Regions from separate parts of the Homo sapiens genome. Here region 1 is linked to region 2. Evidence: chromatin contacts called from ENCODE Hi-C or POLR2A ChIA-PET data. All regions are on one chromosome and are shown on one strand. Each heading gives the region's core, a stretch centred on a gene start or an enhancer-like site at or near the end of the contact. The rest is flanking DNA. Distances are from core to core; before and after follow the strand shown. Region 1 overlaps CORO1C (coronin 1C). Region 2 holds the start of ACACB (acetyl-CoA carboxylase beta).

Region 1 (2,856 bases), core at 229-2,728, 430 kb after region 2:
TGGTGGCACACGCCTGTTATCGCAGCTAATCGGGAGGCTGAGACAGGAGAATGGCTTGAACACAGGAGGCAGAGGTTGCAGTGAGCTGAGATAGCACCATTGCACTCCAGCCTGGGCGACAGAGCAAGACTCTGTCTCAAAAAAAAAAAAAAAAAAAAAGCTGTGGTCTAATGGACACTGAATCCTTTGCATTCTTTCTCTGGGATTAGAGAGTTTAATAACAAAAACAGTAACTTGACAGGGCTTTCATTCTGTCAGCTCAGAGAATTGTCTTAGGTTTGGAAAGTACTTGGTCTATACCATGCCTTGTGAGGACACAGTGACAGTGATGAAATCGCAGCAGTTCACATTTGTTGAGGGCTTCCTTTAAGTGCCAGGCGCCGTGCTGATAAGTGCCTTCTTTCATGGGCTACTTGAGAGGGAATGGCAGTCTCCTGACAGTGCTTTTCTGTGTGATCCACAGTCTTTGCCAGCACCTGCTGGATTTGCATTGGCTGCATGTCTGCCTTACTGTGCATTGCTGACAGGCAATTTCCATTTCTACACATTGTGGTACTCTGTTTTAGACAACAGTGGCAGTGCCGGTAGCCCTTTGTACAGATGTGGACATTTGGCACTTGGTAGCTTTGGTGTTAGGGGCAGAGGATTTTGTTCAGAGCCAGCCAGTGTCCTGACATGTCGTGGGATGCCCATTCACTGCCTCCTGAAATAGATTGTCTGATGCCTGGAGCACCTTCAACTGCCAAGTGTATGGGCCGTGAAAAGCTGGGGGACAGGACTGGGAGGGGTGGAGGATGCAGGGGGAGGGCACCAGGTGCAGAACAATGACTTCCAAATTATGTCACGAGCTGCCAGCCACACGAGCACGGCCTGGCCTCATTACCACATGAAGTGCCACAGAAGGGCCTTTTCATTTTCTCCTAGTGACTGTGTTATCCACAGTTTTGCTGGGAGGGGTGGGGTGGGCACCCTGCTCACCCCCAGTTAACAATGGAGCACAAAGTCCTGGCAGAAGGAACTTCCCAATGTACCCCGGGGCTATTTTTGATGACAGTGAGTGGCTGTGACTCACTGAATGTGTGCCCTGGCAGATGATGGTTTCCACCCCACCCCCTCCCCTGGAGATGAGCAGGCAGCCTTTGTGCGTTTCCTTGGCCAGCTTCTCCTGCTGCTGCAGTTCACTGATATGTCCACAGCAGCCGGCCCGCAGGCCTGACAGGGCTCTGACAGTGGTTTTTACCATATATGGCCATCAGAGCGCTGTGGCTGTCAGCCGGCCAGGATAATTTCCTTCCTTTGCTTTGATTGGCTGCACGGGTGGCTCAGAGAATGGTGGGATCTGGGAGTGTGTGGTGAAGAGAAGCCACTGAGTCAAGTGCAAAGAACGTTTAACTCTTTACTGGGTTTGTGGAGCGTGCCAGTCTGTGCTAAGCAGGCTGACAATTGCTGCCAGCAGAAGCCCTCAGTGTGTAAACATGGTAACCCCAGTCTGGGAAAGCTGCTGTATCTCCGGTAAAGAAAGGTATCTGAACACACATTACTCTGAAATAAACTCAAGGTGTCATGAACACATTTCTGGAGTCACGGTTTTGCCCAGAAGCCACCTTATAACCACATGTAGCAAATCATCTGCTCCTGCCAAGTTGAATATCTTCGCCCATTAGGGGTGGGACCTGAGTTGAGTCTGGGGAAGAATGAGCTGAGAGGGCATGTGATGGGACACATGTCTGCTTTCTTGGAGGAACGGTGACTTGGGTTTCATTTCTGGCTGACTGAATTGAGTCTATACTGCAGTCCTCTTGCTTGTGTGGAACTGACTCAGCCATGGAGCCCAAGGCATTAGCCCCTCCCACCCCCCAAAAAAAGTTGTAATATTTTTCTATTTATCATCTCCACCATCCAAGGAGGGTGGATTTTCATTCTGAGACCTGTGGATTAAACCAATGCAGAGCTGCAATGGGAAGGGTTAGCCCTGGAGCTCTTCAGCGTTCACAGAGGGTTTCAGTAGATCAATCTCCAATGTCATTTGCTTACTACGAGGGCTTAGACAACCAGTTTCTCTATTTTCTGATTTGATATTGAATGCTTTAATTTTCCATATTGCATTTACATCTGTAGTTCTTCTGCTTTTCAGCTTTTGCTTTCTAGCTCAATTTTATTTTAACTAGATTCTACCTCATCTTGGGTTCCAAGTTTTTATTTGTTCTCAGCCCAGAAGCATCATATGGAATTACTTGTCTGCAATAATGAGCAGAAAGCATTAGGTTTTCACTTTATAAATTCTTTAAGTCAGGAAGTTAGGAAATACAGCTACTCTGGTTGCTATCGCATATTTGGGCAAGGTTGAGTAAGGAAATGTTAACTTTTCCGTGTTTTTGCTTTCTGATAATAAAATGTTTGTAGTTTTACAATAACTTCCCTCAAGTTCTTAATTGATTTTAAAATATGGTCTATTCAGTATTAAACCCAGTTTTTAGAGAGGATCTGTGATGCAAAAATTATTTGCTTGGCATTTTCACTTCTGTCCAAAAAGACTGCTGTTTTTTACTCACAGGCAGGTGAAGTCTCTGTAGGCCCATACTCCCTCTCCCCAGCAGCTTTTGTTTCTAGCTTACCTTACCTTACAGGGTAACTCAATCTGTAGGGTTTATTCCAGAGCACCTCCTTTTACCTCAAGGATGGTATTTCTGGTTCCCTTAAAGTAAAGCCTCCTCAGAATGTTTTATTCCTGGGCCATGAGCTGTCACTCTCAGGGACCAGCCTGTGCACAAGTCATATATTGTGTGCACCCGTCTTTTTGGTCTGCTGCTGAGTCTCTGTTTTCCATGCCGCTGTCCCCTTGTCCCATGACCACAA
Region 2 (3,262 bases), core at 673-3,172:
CTGGGAGGCAGGGGTTGCAGTGAGCTGAGATTGTGCCATCGCACTCCAGCCTGGGTGACAGGACGAGACTCTGTCTCAAAAAAAAAAAAAAAAAAAGAACAAGGTCAAAGTTTCTACTGGGATAAGACTTCAAGGAAACCTCCATTTCAAAAGATTAAAATGTTTATTTCCCCATGAAGACTGGGTATCTCATGTAATGTAATACTCAAATTTCTGTCTCAGACCTAAAGGTGTTGAAAGTATGAGCGAGTTTACACAACACCTGAGCAGGAGCAAATAAAACTCTTAAGAGCTTCTGAAAGAAAGTTACAGATTAGAGATATTTTCATCTCTAAATCACATGAATTAGGATTGGCTGGGTCTTTCCACTTAAAACTTGGAGAAGTCATAAAAAGAAATCTTGTAAAGAACTCCATGTCACTATTAGCAGAAACATGCAATTTATAAAATGATATCTTTGGCCAGGCGCGGTGGCTCATGCCTGTAATCCCAGCACTCTGGGAGGCCGAGGCGGGCGGATCACTTGAGGTCAGGAGATCGAGACCATCCTGGCTAACACAGTGAAACCCTGTCTCTACTAAAAATACAAAAAAAATTAGCCGGGCGTGGTAGTGGGTGCCTGTAGTCCCAGCTACTTGGGAGGCTGAGGCAGGAGAATGGCGTGAACCCAGGAGGCGGAGCTTGCAGTGAGCACTCCATCTCAAATAATAATGATAATAATAATATCTTCACCTTTCAGTTTTTAAATTGCAAGTCCCATGTCCCGGGAATTCCCCGGTCCTGGGCAAAGTGGGATGGTTGGTCACCCAACCTATATGGATGCCCATTGATATTAAAAAATAAAAGTAATCACAATAGACATGAGGGAGAGAGTTGTGTACAGTGTGAGTGTACAGAATAAAAGGTCTGGGGGGTTTATACCAAAATGTGCACAGTGGCTACCTGGAGGAGGAGGGTTAGACAGGAATAACAGCAAGGAGACTTTTGCACGGTGCTGAGTGACTTTTTAACTTGCATATTATTTTGGAATGCATTTTTTCAACATTGAAAGAAAGTCATGTCTTCCTAGAAATATAGGATATAGGACCACTACAAACGCTTTACTCTTAGTCTCCTTTTTTTCTTTTTCTTTTCTTTTTTTTTTTTTTTGAGACAGAGTCTTGCTCTGTCAGTCAGGCTGGAATGCAGTGGCGCAATTTTAGCTCACTGCAACCCCCACCTCCTGGGTTCAAGCGATTCTCCTGCCTCAGCCTCCCAAGTAGCTGGGATTACAGGTGCCCATCACCACATCTGGCTAATTTTTATGTGTTTAGTACAGATGGGGTTTCGCCATGTTGGCCAGGCTGGTCTCGAACTCCTGACCTCAAGTGATCCACCTGCCTCTGCCTCCCAAGGTGCTGGGTGGCATGAGCCACCGTGCCCAGCCTTAGTCTGCTTTAAAAAAAAAAAAAAAAAAAAAAAGAACAACCATTTGAGGAAACAGAAACAGAATACTATTCCTTAAGACAGTAGCTTTGGAGGCAAAAAACAGAATTGTTTATAAAACGTTGTGGAACTTATATGGGAGCATGTCCAGGGATCCACACCACCATTTATAGAAGCAAAGAAAGGCCCTTCTCTTTCATCTGCGTTACATTTCGAGCTCTTCTGATTAGCTTCCTTCAAACATGACGGGAGTCGTTTTTCCCCGGGGACCCCAAGTGCATGCCTTCAGACAGGGTCTGCTCTCACTATACATTGGGTTCGAATTTACCTGGACGTTGGCAGAATGGTCCGGACCCCGGGGAGGGGCGAGCTGACTTACCACTTTATTCCTGCCGCTTTTCTCTTGCCATGTCCTCCCCACCGTGCATTCAGGGTTACATTTTCCAGGTTCCTTGTTTGCTGAGGGCCTGAATCTAAGCCTGCTAGCTGCTTACTCTGGGGACTGCAAATGTCACTTTTAGATTAATCAGCCCCTGCTGTTTAAAAATATCCCTGGAGCACTTAACCTTCAAAGCAGCAACAACCCGGGGCAAAGATGAGAAAGATCCCACGTCAAACCACTTGTGCAGCCCTGGCTACTCCTGGGAGAGTTCTGCTATCTGCCTTTTAATCCCATAACTCGCTTTATTTCATAATTCTTAGCTGTTGAAGCCATGAGGCATCTAAAGTCCATGTTGTCGTAAGCAGTAGGCAGAAAGTCATCTGGGCCCTCCTGTGACATGCTGAAAATTAACTGCCTACAGGTGTTGGTCATTTGAGAAACAAGCCCCCATTGAAAACCGTGAATGGGAAGGTGATCGCTATCAGGTCACCTGGCTTCTCTCCCCTGAAAAGATTTGGCGAAACCCTCTCAAATCACGCCACTTAATGGAATGTTTCCAATTTCTTGTGACTTGGGGATAAAAGAAAAAAACAGCTCCATTGCCACATTCTCATTCAGGGTTGACTGGCTCTTGCTAGGGTTGAGCACAGAAGAGGAAATTCAGCACACGCTGCAGTTACATAGTGTTCTGCAACGTGGGGAGGGCTGGCATGTGGGACAAAGGTCGCCTCCAAGGCCCAGCTGGAGAAGCCCAGCCAACTAGGCAGCAGGAAAGTGGAGACCACATAGGAGCACATTGTGCTCAGGCAACAGGGAAGGTGGAACCCACTTCCTGCCAACAATGATGGCCTTACTAAACAGCAAGTGGAGAAACTGGCGAGAGCGCTGAGCACGGGATCTGTGCAAAATGGTTTAAATGGAAATTGCTGCTGGGGCTGGTGCAGCCTGTTCACAGCTACTTTGTTTCTGGGCTTATTTTGCAATAAGGAACAGTCATTGAATATTGGACTTCTTGGGATTTTCTCCACTGGACTTGGAAGCATGTGCTCTGGAAACCTCAGCATTATCAGCTGTAACCCCACAGCACCAGGTACATGTTACAGGAACCGGGGTGAAGGAATGCAGGTCAAATGCCTGCACAATGCCCGGCCCGAGTCATATGTTCTCTAGCCACAGTAGCCCTTGTGATGGCTCTTAGTCTATTTATTAAGACAATAAAAGAGGTGACTCTCAAACAAACCTATGTTTCCAGGGAGAGCCATCTGTGATTCAAGGACATTTTTATAAAATTCCATTGAAAAAAATTCTTAGGCTTCTAACTTCATGAAAAAAAAATTCTTTCCCAGTGATTCCAAATAATCATGATCTAGGCAGGGTGTTGACAGTGGCAGGACTATTAGGCTTTGAAATCAAGCTGATGTGGGTTTGAATCCTCCCTCCATTAGCCATGACTTT

Evidence for each region. A loop is a pair of places that touch in the nucleus more often than their neighbours do. ChIA-PET counts read pairs that join two places held with the same protein, here RNA polymerase II (POLR2A). Pooled maps may share reads with other maps.
Region 1: a map of gastrocnemius medialis shows a loop between it and region 2 (4-fold over the local background). The contact joins the enhancer-like site here to the promoter of ACACB in region 2. A Hi-C loop is called at or near these places in 1 of 168 maps with a recorded cell type or tissue (gastrocnemius medialis) and 2 of 50 pooled maps. POLR2A ChIA-PET finds 5 or more read pairs at or near these places in 3 of 52 experiments (HEK293, HepG2 and activated T-cell).

What each region holds. Positions count from the first base shown.
Region 1 is chr12:108,690,098-108,692,953 of GRCh38, reverse strand. All of the region lies in intron 2 of CORO1C (coronin 1C), which reads left to right. Among named protein-coding and RNA genes, the nearest start is that of CORO1C, 40 kb to the left of the region's middle. RefSeq lists enhancers at 118-799, 1,027-1,321, 800-1,481, 1,272-1,551. Within about 2 kb of position 1,478, at least 41 of the 41 ENCODE cell types and tissues checked have a DNase peak (open chromatin) inside an H3K27ac peak, as active enhancers do; they include gastrocnemius medialis, where a contact is called at or near this core.
Region 2 is chr12:109,115,247-109,118,508 of GRCh38, reverse strand. It overlaps ACACB (acetyl-CoA carboxylase beta), which reads right to left and starts at 1,922. Exons shown (of 53, transcript NM_001093.4): 1 at 1,805-1,922.